Linked DNA regions of Homo sapiens: region 1 is linked to region 2. Evidence: read pairs that join two places in POLR2A ChIA-PET (ENCODE). Cell type or tissue: Panc1. All regions are shown on one strand. Each heading gives the region's core, and the rest is flanking DNA. Links, peaks and the distances in the headings are about the cores only.

Region 1 (5,384 bases), core at 58-5,057, 280 kb after region 2:
AGTGCTCTTTCACAGGAATGTTAGTATTTTCTTTATTTAAATAAGTTTATCATTGTACTAATATTAAGTATGTCTACTAATATAATGTAACAAATTTTCTCTTACAGGGATTTGTATTCATTTTCAGGAGTAAAAACAAACAATATTGCCATCTTTCTAAACAGAATTATCCACTTTCCACTTGTTGCTGACATTTATATGGGGTTTAGGCATCTATTTTATTATAGTAATCTTAATTGTTTTATGTAACAGATACATAGAATAAATTTTATAAAACTGTATAATTTTGATCTTTCTAAATTTTGTCATATAGGTACAGTAGCAGAGGGAGCTCCCATTATTCCAATTTCAGCTCAGCTGAAATACAATATTGAAGTTGTTTGTGAGTACATAGTAAAGAAAATTCCAGTACCCCCAAGAGACTTTACTTCAGAGCCCCGGCTTATTGGTAAGTGATAGGATTTGCCTTTAACTCTTAATCTGATCTTTTCCACATTGGTGATTCCTCTTCAAGGATGTTTATTAATATTTCCTCTTTCTGCAGAGGTGATAATTCATACAATTTTTTTGAAATCAATTCTGAGATTGTATTGGCAGTGCTAGATTGTATTACTGAATGAGGGACAGAGTCCTGAACACAGTAAGAACTGTTAACCTAAGCCGGGCGCAGTGGCTCACGCCTATAATCCCAATACTTTGGGGGGCCGAGGTGGGTGGATCACCTGAGTTCAGGAGTTTGAGACCAGCCTGATCAGCATGGTGAAACCCTGTCTCTACTAAACATATAAAAAATTAACTGGGCATGGTGGCGGGTGCCTGTAATCCCAGCTACTCGGGAGGCTGAGGCAGGAGAATGGCGCGAACCCGGGAAGCGGAGGTTGCAATGAGCTGAGATCGCGCCATTGTACTCCAGCCTGGGCAACAAGAGTGAAACTGCGTCTCAAAAAAACCCAAAAACAACTGCTAACCTTTCTGTGCTTAATATATGGTACATGATCAAGATGGAGTAATACAGTATTCTCCATGGAATCATAATGTTTTAGGGTGTTAGAACTTCCTGACTAAAACATTTACAGATGATTTTGTTGTTCAATTAACGAAGAACTGATACTGGTATAATTTGATCACCTAGGCTTGTGGTTCCTACACGGGGATGTAGTAGCCTTCTCGAAACAGACATTTGAGCTCCTCTGGCTTTCATCCGAGCTTCTGGTGTTTAGTAGGAAATAGTCTCCGAAGTGCAGGTCATGTAGTCCTAGTGTTTTATAGTTATAAAGCTGAATTGTTCTTACAGGAGTTACAGAGGTCTATAAAGAAAATGTCCATAATCTCTCTGTCTTCAAGTTCTAGTTCCTTAGCCCTAAAGTCAGCAAAGTTAACATTTGGTGTCCATTATTCCCACACTTTTCTCTTTGTTCATATCATCGTGTATAAACATATACACAGGCTGGGCATGGTGGCTTTCACCTGTAATCCCAGCACTTTGGGAGGCTGACGCTGAGGTGAGAGGATTGCTTGAGGCTAGGAGTTCAGGACCATCCTGGGCATTAAGGGAAGACCCCATTTCTACAAAAAATAAAATATTACAGCTGGGTGCAGTGGTGTGTACCTGTAGTCCGAGCTACTCGGTAGGCTGAGGCAGGAAGATTGAGCCCAGGAATTTGAGGCTGCAGTGAGCTATGATTGTGCCACTGCACTCCAGCCTCTATGATAGAGGGAAAAAAAAATCCATATACAGACATTGATTATTTTATTTTTCTTTATGGAAGTGGGATTATATTATGCGTGTAATTTTTATAACTTTTCTTAACAGTATGTGAGGGTCATCCTTCCAGATCATTACATATAGCTCTAACATTGTTAATAGCTGCGTGATGCTCTATAATACTGGTATACCCTATATGCCACTTATTAATAAACTTAAGTTACTTTCATTTTTTCCATCATAAGTAAGACTGCTTAATCATTGGAATAATAATAGATTTTGTTAAAAAGGCACCCCTTTGGTATAAATCTCAAATGGCCACTATTTTAGAAACATTAACATGGAAAATAATATTTCTTCTAAAGTTAAGATTAACAGAACTGACTTTAATTTGTTTTATTTTAGTTATTAGATCTTTTGATGTCAACAAACCTGGCTGTGAAGTTGATGACCTTAAGGGAGGTGTAGCTGGTGGTAGTATCCTAAAAGGAGTATTAAAGGTAAAATGGGTTTTGGTTGTTGTGATTTTGGGTTTTTTTTTTTTGTTGTTTGTTTGTTTGTTTTATCCTTGTCTTAATCAGGAAAAAAAGTATGGACAATCCAAATTGAAAAATAAAATTTTTTCCATGGTTTCTGGTATTTGATGTAGAGTTCTCTTTTTTAATATTCTTTTTTTCTCTCTTCAAACTTCACTCCTCCCACCCTTCTAGACCTCTGAATCCACAATCTACCTTCATGAGATCCACCTTTTTAGCTTCCACATATACAGATGAGTGAGAATGTGTGATATTTGTCTTTTTGTGCCTGGCTTATTTTACTTAACAAAATGGCCTCCAATTCTAGATGTGCTGCTGCAAATGGCAGAATTTTTTTTTATGGCTGCATAATACTTCATTGCATATATATATATGCTGCCATTGCTTTTCTTTTCTTTTTTTTTTTTTTCTTGAGGCGGAGTCTTGCTGTTTCGCCCAAGCTGGAGCGATCTCAGCTCACTGCAACCTTCACCTCCTGGGTTCAAGCGATTCTCCCTGCCCCAGCCTCCCAAGTAGCTGGGATTACAAGCACCCCCCACCATGCCCAGCTAATTTTTGTATTTGTAGTAAAGACAGGGTTTCACCATGTTGGCCAGGCTGGTCTTGAACTCCTTACCTCAAGTGATCCACCCGCCTCGGCCTCCCAAAGTGTTGGGATTATAGGCGTGAGCCACTTTGCCCGGCCTATATACTGCATTTTCTTTATCCATTCATCTGTTCATGGGCACTTAGGTTGATTCCATGTTTGGCTATTGTGAACTGTGCTACAATAAACATGGGAGTGCAGATACCTCTTTGATAATATTGCTTCCCTTTCTGGTGAATGTATACCCACTAGTGAAACTGATGGATCATATGGTAGCTGTATTTTCAGGTTTTCAAGGAACCTCCATACTGTTCTCCATGGTAGCTATACTAATTTACATGCTCTGATAATAGTTTTTTTTTTGTTTTGTTTTTTGAGCACAGTGGCATGATCTTGACTCACTGCAACCTCCACCTCCTGGGTTCAGGTGATGATTCTCCTGCCACAGCCTCCCGACTTGCTGGGGCTACAGGCACTCGCAACCTCGCCCAGCTAATTTTTTTGGTAGAGATGGGGTTTTGCCATATTGGCCAGGCTGGTCTCTTAACTCCTGACCTCAGGTGATCTGCCTGCCTCAGCCTCCCAAAGTGCTGGGATTACAGGCATAAGCCACCACGCCCAGCTATATTTCTTTGTTTTCTGTTATGTCTTTTGAATGTGTCTGACTTGAAAATTTATAGACTTGTAAGTATGGAGCACATTTGATGTGGTAATAGACTTGTGTGGTGGGTAGTTAACAACAGTTGGATGGTTCTGGTTTTGACAGTCTCGTTCACATCTTTTTTTTTTTTTTTTTTTAAGAATAATGATCTTTGAAATACAGGAATGATTGCCTTTTCAGTTTTATGGTCTTCCGGTTGGACCTTTATTATTATTTTATTTTATTTTATTTTTGAGACAGAGTCTCTCTTTGTCACCCAGGCTGGAGTGCAGTGGTGCGATCTCGGTTCACTGCAACCTCTGCCTCCCAGGTTCTAGCAATTCTGCCGCAGCCTCCTGAGTAGCAGGGATTACAGGTGCGTGCCACCACACCTGGCTAATTTTTGTGTTTTTAGTAGAGACGGGGTTTCACTATGTTGGCTGGGCTGGTCTCGAACTCCTGACCTCAGGTGATCCACCCGCCTCGGCCTCCCAAAATGCTAGGATTACACATGTGAGCCACCGCACCCAGTCCCTGTTGGAACTTTTGATAGGTAAATGATAATTTTGCGTAACACAGTAATTCTAATTACTAATTATATGTTTACAGGTGGGCCAGGAGATAGAAGTAAGACCTGGTATTGTTTCCAAAGATAGTGAAGGAAAACTCATGTGTAAACCAATCTTTTCCAAAATTGTATCACTTTTTGCGGAGCATAATGATCTGCAATATGCTGCTCCAGGCGGTCTTATTGGTAAGGATTTTTTTCTCATCTCTTTTAATTTGTGGCTATTTGTGGTACTTTTCATGGGGGATGGATTACCAAAAGGGACATATTACAGATTTTTAATTGGGTATTTTAATAATAGAGTAGGGTGGGGAACAATCATGTGGTTAAGCTCTTGTTTTAGGTTATAAGATGGTTTCATGGGTTTGTAAAAATTATTTTTAAACACAAAGGATACATTTTGATCAAATATAGAGTAACTCCTTTTTAGCAATATAAAAAAATAAATTTGATGACTTATCATGTAAGATATTTACCTACACTTATGTTTTTGTTAACATGATTTTTGTGCTAGATAATGGTTGCCTTTTTTTTTTTTGGGAGATGGAGTCTCGCTGTGTCCTCCAGGCTGGAGTGCAGTGGTGCAATCTTGGCTCACTGCAGCCTCTGCCTCCCAGGTTCAAGCAATTCTTATGCCTCAGCCTCCCGAGTAGCTGGGACTACAGGCACATGCTGCCAGGCCCAGCTAAGATTTTTGTATTTTAGTAGAGACGGGGTTTCACCGTGTTGCCCAGGCTGGTCTTGAACTCCTGAGCTCAGGCAGTCCCCCTGCCTCGGCCTTTCAAAGTGCTAGGATTACAGGCGTGAACCACCATGCCCGGCCATGGTTGCTTTTATGTATATTTTGCAAATGGAAAATTACCTACAAATGTCAGTTGAATGATATCAGGTCGTATTTCCAATGAGGTAGAAATAAAAGAAAGTAAATTTCTTTGTGTAGCAATTACTGAAGTGATTTAAAAACTTTTCTAGTCCCTTACAACTTAGTGTATTACTCAATACCCAGAAAAATGAAAGATTCAGTGAGAATTAGAAGGGGTGTTGTACCTTTAGATTAAAGAAGAAAATGTTTGGTAAAGAAACAGTTAATTCTTCACCCAATAAGTTGTGTCTCTGGTTGAAAATTTTAAAAAGGAAATAAAAGAAAACAAAAAAATGAAAAAGAGTTTACCAGGTTGGCTGGGCGCAGTGTCTCATGCCTGTGATCCCAGCAATTTGGGAGGCTGAGGTGGGTGGATCGCTTGAGCTCAGGAGTTTGAGACCAGCCTGGGCAACATGGTAAAACCTTGTCTCTACTAAAAATACAAAAGTTAGCTGGGTGTGGTGGCCCACGCCTGTAATCCCGGCTA
Region 2 (5,384 bases), core at 276-5,275:
AGCAGAGAAACAATAGCCCTTAAAACTGCCAGGGGGTAAAGAAGTAAACAAGTGCTTTCTTAAGGACTGAAATGAAAAAGAAAAAGACCATTTCCCCCTAGATATGTGAACTCCTTTCATTATTCATGACATTGGCCCAAATTCCTAAACCGACTAATTTCCACAATAATGAAAACAGTAGTTGATAAGAACCACTGTAGACTAATGTCCAAGATAAATGTTTTCCAAAAGAAGTCAGATACCTGAAAACAATGCTCTGTATCTCTCTGAGTTCTCCAGCAAATCAGTACTGAGCTCCTCAGTCAAAGGTAATGTTGTCCTGCAAGCCTTTGTATCAGTGTCTGTTATGGCTTCCTAGATTAGAAGGCAGCCACATATAAAAATGTAGCCCTGTATTATATTTAATACAGGAGGGCTTTGGGATTTATTGGTGGCTCAGAGAGCATGCCATGAAAATGGGCTTACAGAGTCAATGATCAACCAGGGGCCCTATTAGGCAGGCAAGTAACTACATAAGAGAAACTCTGGCAAAAATGAAAGGGTAACTAAACACAAAGAGCCTTGTGGAGAAGTAAGATATTTTGCAAATTGTGTTTTGGAAAGTGAGCCTCTTAGAGGAAAACAACTACATGCTGACTGTGGTTAAATATAGGAATAAATTAAATTAACCACCAAGTTACAATATAACTCTTTGTTTCCTCATCTTTCTTAGAACTTAGCCTTAAAGGCCCAGTGTTGTGAAGATGAAGGCTTTTATGAAGTTTTGTATCCACTTTAAAGAAGCCCCTTAAGTGTAAATTTTATTTATTTTAATTTTTATTTGTTTTTAGTTGTTTTCTTTTTTTTTTTTTTCTTGAGACAGGTTCTCACTCCATTGCCCAGGCTGGAGTGCAGTGGTGCAATCACAATTTACTGCAACCTCGACCTTCTGGGCTCCAGCAATCCTCCCACCTCAGCATCCCAAGTAGCTAGACCACAGGAACGCACCACCACGCCCAGCTTTTCTTTTTTTTTTTTTTAATTTTTTGTAGAGATGAGGTCTTGCTACATCACCCAGGCTGGTCTCCAACTCCTGGCCTCAAATGATCCTCCCCCCTCAGCCTCCCAAAGAGCTGGGATTACAGGCATGAGCCTGCGCCCAGCCAGCTGTAAAATTTAGAAGCTGAAACGCCAACTGGGAGCAGTGGCTCACGCCTGTAATCCCAACACTTTGGGAGGCCAAGGCGGGCAGATCACGAGGTCAGGAGTTCGAGACCAGCATGGCCAATATAGTGAAACCCTGTCTCTACTAAAAATACAAAAAATTAGCCCGGGGTGGTGGCAGGCCCCTGTAATCCCAGCTACTCAGGAGGCTGAGGCAGGAGAATCACTTGAACCCAGGAGGTGGAGGTTGCAGTTAGCAGAGATTGCACCATTGCACTCCAGCCTGGGCAACAGTGTGAGACTCTGTCTCAAAAAAAAAAAAAAAAAGAAGAAGCTGAAACACCACAGCATTAGCCCACTACTAGCTCAACTCAATTACAAAGAGACCTCTTTAAAAACTGAACTATAAAGCAAATCTATAAAGTTTGAAGTCACCAGGCAAGTAAGAAAACATGTTACGGGGAAATTATCTGAAAAGAAACAACAAACAATGATAAACATGGAAAACCAGAGTCCAAGATCATCAACCGCTTAGATTCCACACAGTAGTCTTTCTAGGGAAAGAAAGTAGAGTCTTTTTTACAGAAATGCTGAAGAAGCAATTCAGAAGAAACCTAATGATTTATTAATGCCTTCGACCCACTCTACCCCTTCCTGTGAGTCTCCTTTCCACTGGGGACCCAGCAGGGCCTAGAATGGATGATGCTCATCACGGTTCACTGAAGCAGGTGGCTGCTCACCAGCAACTGATGGAACTGCCAGGCCCTGGGAAACCAGCCACCTTCTCCTGCTAGGAGTGAAGCAACTTCCTCACTGACTGTGACAGCCATGGCCTTCCTCTGAGTCTGCAGGTGACCATGTCTGCTCCTAGAATTCTATTTCCTTGACTGGTGCCATGTTTGTTTGTTTGTTTGTTTGTTTTGAGACAGAGTTTCGCTTTTGTTGCTCAGGCTGGAGTGCAGTGGCGCGATCTCGGCTCACGTGAACCCGGGAGGTGGAGGTTGCAGTGAGCCGCGATCACGCCACTGCATTCCAGCCTGAGCGACAGGGCAAGATTACGTCTCAAAAAAAAAAAAAAAAAAGAAAAAGAAAAAAACTAGTGATAAGAGCTAACATTTATTAAGCACTAATCAGGAACCAGGCTTTCAGTTTAGCACTTTGTATACATTATTATCTCATCTAATTCTCACAACGACTGTATGAGATTGGTACAATTATAAGTTTCTTTTTACAATGAGAAACTAAACCTAAGAGAAGTTAAGTTGCCCAAGGCCACACAACTAGACCTGGGAATCAAGCTCCAAACCAATTTCTCAAACCCCTGGGGCTTCCTGCCATAGTCTCACAGGACCTCACAGTTTCTATAAGAATGATTGAATATGGTGTTTCTGTGTGATTCTACTGCAAAGAATAATCAGTATAAGCATTTTCTGGATAATCAAAAGCAGTGATTCTCAGTATGGGCTACACATTAGAATGGCCTAGAAAGCACTGTAAAAATACTAATGCCCCATCCTGAGAGAGATTTCTTTTTTTTTTTTTTTTGAGATGGAGTCTCACTCTGTCCCCCAGGCTGGAGTGTAGTGGCGTGATCTTGGCTCACTGCAAGCTCCGCCTCCCGGGTTCACGCCATTCTCCTGCCTCAGCCTCCCGAGTAGCTGGGACTACAGGCGCCCACCACCACACCTGGCTAATTTTTTGTATTTTTAGTAGAGACGAGGTTTCACCGTGTTAGCCAGGATGGTCTTGATCTCCTGACCTCGTGATCCGCCCGTCTCGGCCTCCCAAAGTGCTGAGATTACAGGCATGAGCCACCGCGCCCGGCCCAAGAGATTTCTAATTTACTTCTGTTTTTATGCATATACCAAAGTGATGCCAGGGGCCCAGTGCAGCAGCTCACGCCTGTCATCCCAGCACTTTGGGAGGCCGAGACAGATAGATCACTTGAGGTTGGGAGTTCAAGACCAGCCTGGCCAACATGGTGAAATCCTGCCTCTACAAAAAATACAAAAATTAGCCAGGCGTGGTGGCATGCACCTGTAAACCCAGCTACTTGGGAGGCTGAGACATGAGAATCGCTTGAACCTGGGAGGTGGAATTTGCAGTGAGCCGAGATCACACCACGCACTCCCAGCCTGGGCAACAGAGTGAGACTCTGTCTCCAAAAAAAAAAAAAAAAAAAAGTGATGTCAGGGTTGAGACCCACTGATATCTGGATAAGCAGCTTGCAGCTTATAACTGAATCTTAGTCACAATTGTTAGTACAACCATTTCAGTTTGTGTTTATGCTGTTCACCTTGGCTCTTGCCAAGCAAAACCAAGTGAAGTCATATCACAGTGCCTAAAGACGAACCTTCTCAAAAGTTTTTGGAAAACAAGGCAGAATTGTCATCTCACTCCATACAGTGCTGAAATCAAAGAATATCCACCCAAGCAGTCAGTACCATGTTCCTTTGCAAGCAGCAACTTCATTACAGAAAAACATCTTCCATCGCATTAAATCAGCATTGTTCATGTGAATGTTATTAGTTTGGTAATTTTGTTTGTATTATATTTATAAATGGATACTGGTTTTACAGTTATAGAGGAGCAGTAAACACAAAATATTCACATCTAGTGTATAATTATAGTAATAAAAATAATTTCAAACACCACTGAGGGTCTGTGAGAATTTTTTTTTTTTCTATTTTTTTGAGACAGAGTCTTGCTCTGTCGCCCAGGCTGGAGTGCAGTGGTGCGATCTCCGCTCACTGCAACCTCCAACTCCCTGGTTCAAGCGATTCCCCTGCCTCAGCCTCCCGAGTAGCTGGGATTACAGGCATACGCCACCACGCCTGGCTAATTTTTTTGTATTTTTAGTAGAGATGGGGTTTCACCATGTTGGCCAGACTAGTCTCAAACTCCTGACCTCAGGCAATCTGCCCGCCTCAGCCTCCCAAAGTGCTGGGATTACAGGCGTGAGCCACCGTGCCCGGCCGGATAATTCTTTTTCTTTTAAAAGGAGTCTGTGTTACTCAAGTTTGAAAAATCCTGCTATGACCAGTATACAATACTGCCTGCTTTTGTTAGGTTAAAAAAAAAGTGCCAAAGGCATTAGAGATAAGACTTGATCAGATTCAAGTTTGAGTTTTGGGCAAGAATATTTCATAGGTGATGTTTTTCCCCTCAAGAAGCAAATAATGCCTGGTCTTCTCTGTGCTGCTAGCCGTTGTTAATAGCAATACTCAGGTCTGCTGATTCATTAGGACTTGCAAAATGGTGACATTCTATCATTCCTTCTTTATTTATCACCTAGAATACTTCTATAAAGAGAACTTCCACCCAGGTGCTGTGGCTCACACCTGTAATCCTAGCACTTTGGGAGGCCGAGGTGGGAGGGTCATTTGAGCCCAGGAGTTCAAGACCGGCCTGAGCAACATAATGAGACCCCGTCTCTATAAAAAATAATTATTATTATTAAAATAAGATAACTTTCCCCCATCTTACATTTTGTTACCTTGAGGTACACAGTTCACCCAGAAGAGGCAGAATAAATGCTTAATTACTCCCTTTTATTTACTAGTTTTCAAAAGAATGAATTTAGTGCCCCCCAGCATCTTCCAATTAGGCTTTTTTCCTTTCAAGTAGCATTATTATGTTTTAAAATAATATACAGATGGGGTTTCACCAAGTTGCCTATGCTGGTCTTGGACTCCTGAGCTCAAGCAATTCTCTCGCCTCAGCCTCCCAAAGTGCTGGGATTCCAGGCATGAGCCACCGCGCCCAGCCTGAAGTATCATTATTAACTCAAGGACTCTTAGCATTTCCTGTGTCTTAATTACTTGCCATTTTTTTCTTATTGAAGCTCAGATTTCCCTAATTGTCCAGTGAAAGCTTCTTCAAGTTGGCTCCAGAATTGAGTCCTTTGGACTCGACCCCAGAAGCCTTTGTTAACTTCTTCCCTTTTAAGTTGTCCCAGGCTCATCTAGTACATTTCCTCCCCCAGACCTGACATCAATGGCTAGGTAATTCTGAGCTTCAGCGGTTCCCAGGGGAAACAACATTTATTGGGAGCAGGTGGTGTTCACAGTTCTCTGTTTTGATAATAACACAGGCACAGCAGGGAGATCCTTTTAAAAGTGGGGCTTGAGAGTGGCGGCATTCACTCCAGGCTTTCCTGAGGAAGTGTTCCACCAGCTGTGGGCCAACACTGTCTTCTTCCACCTCAGTGTTTGTTTATACTGCTTTCTTTTATCCAGTGA

What was found. ChIA-PET counts read pairs that join two places held together with the same protein. Peaks named below come from ENCODE experiments on the same cell type or tissue, not always from the same donor. Only the 100,000 strongest peaks of a DNase experiment are listed, where the experiment ranks them.
Region 1: POLR2A ChIA-PET joins it to region 2 with 10 read pairs; 24 of 35 experiments call an interaction of 5 or more read pairs at or near these places.

Annotation. Positions count from the first base shown.
Region 1 is chrX:24,063,888-24,069,271 of GRCh38, forward strand. It overlaps EIF2S3 (eukaryotic translation initiation factor 2 subunit gamma), which reads left to right. Exons shown (of 12, transcript NM_001415.4): 7 at 314-448; 8 at 2,111-2,205; 9 at 4,077-4,221. Among named protein-coding and RNA genes, the nearest start is that of EIF2S3, 12 kb to the left of the region's middle. In Panc1, for the core only: no CTCF peak of the experiment used is centred there; no DNase peak of the experiment used is centred there.
Region 2 is chrX:23,788,179-23,793,562 of GRCh38, forward strand. No RefSeq gene overlaps it. Among named protein-coding and RNA genes, the nearest start is that of SAT1, 7.7 kb to the left of the region's middle. In Panc1, for the core only: no CTCF peak of the experiment used is centred there; no DNase peak of the experiment used is centred there; H3K27ac peaks cover 1,171 bases.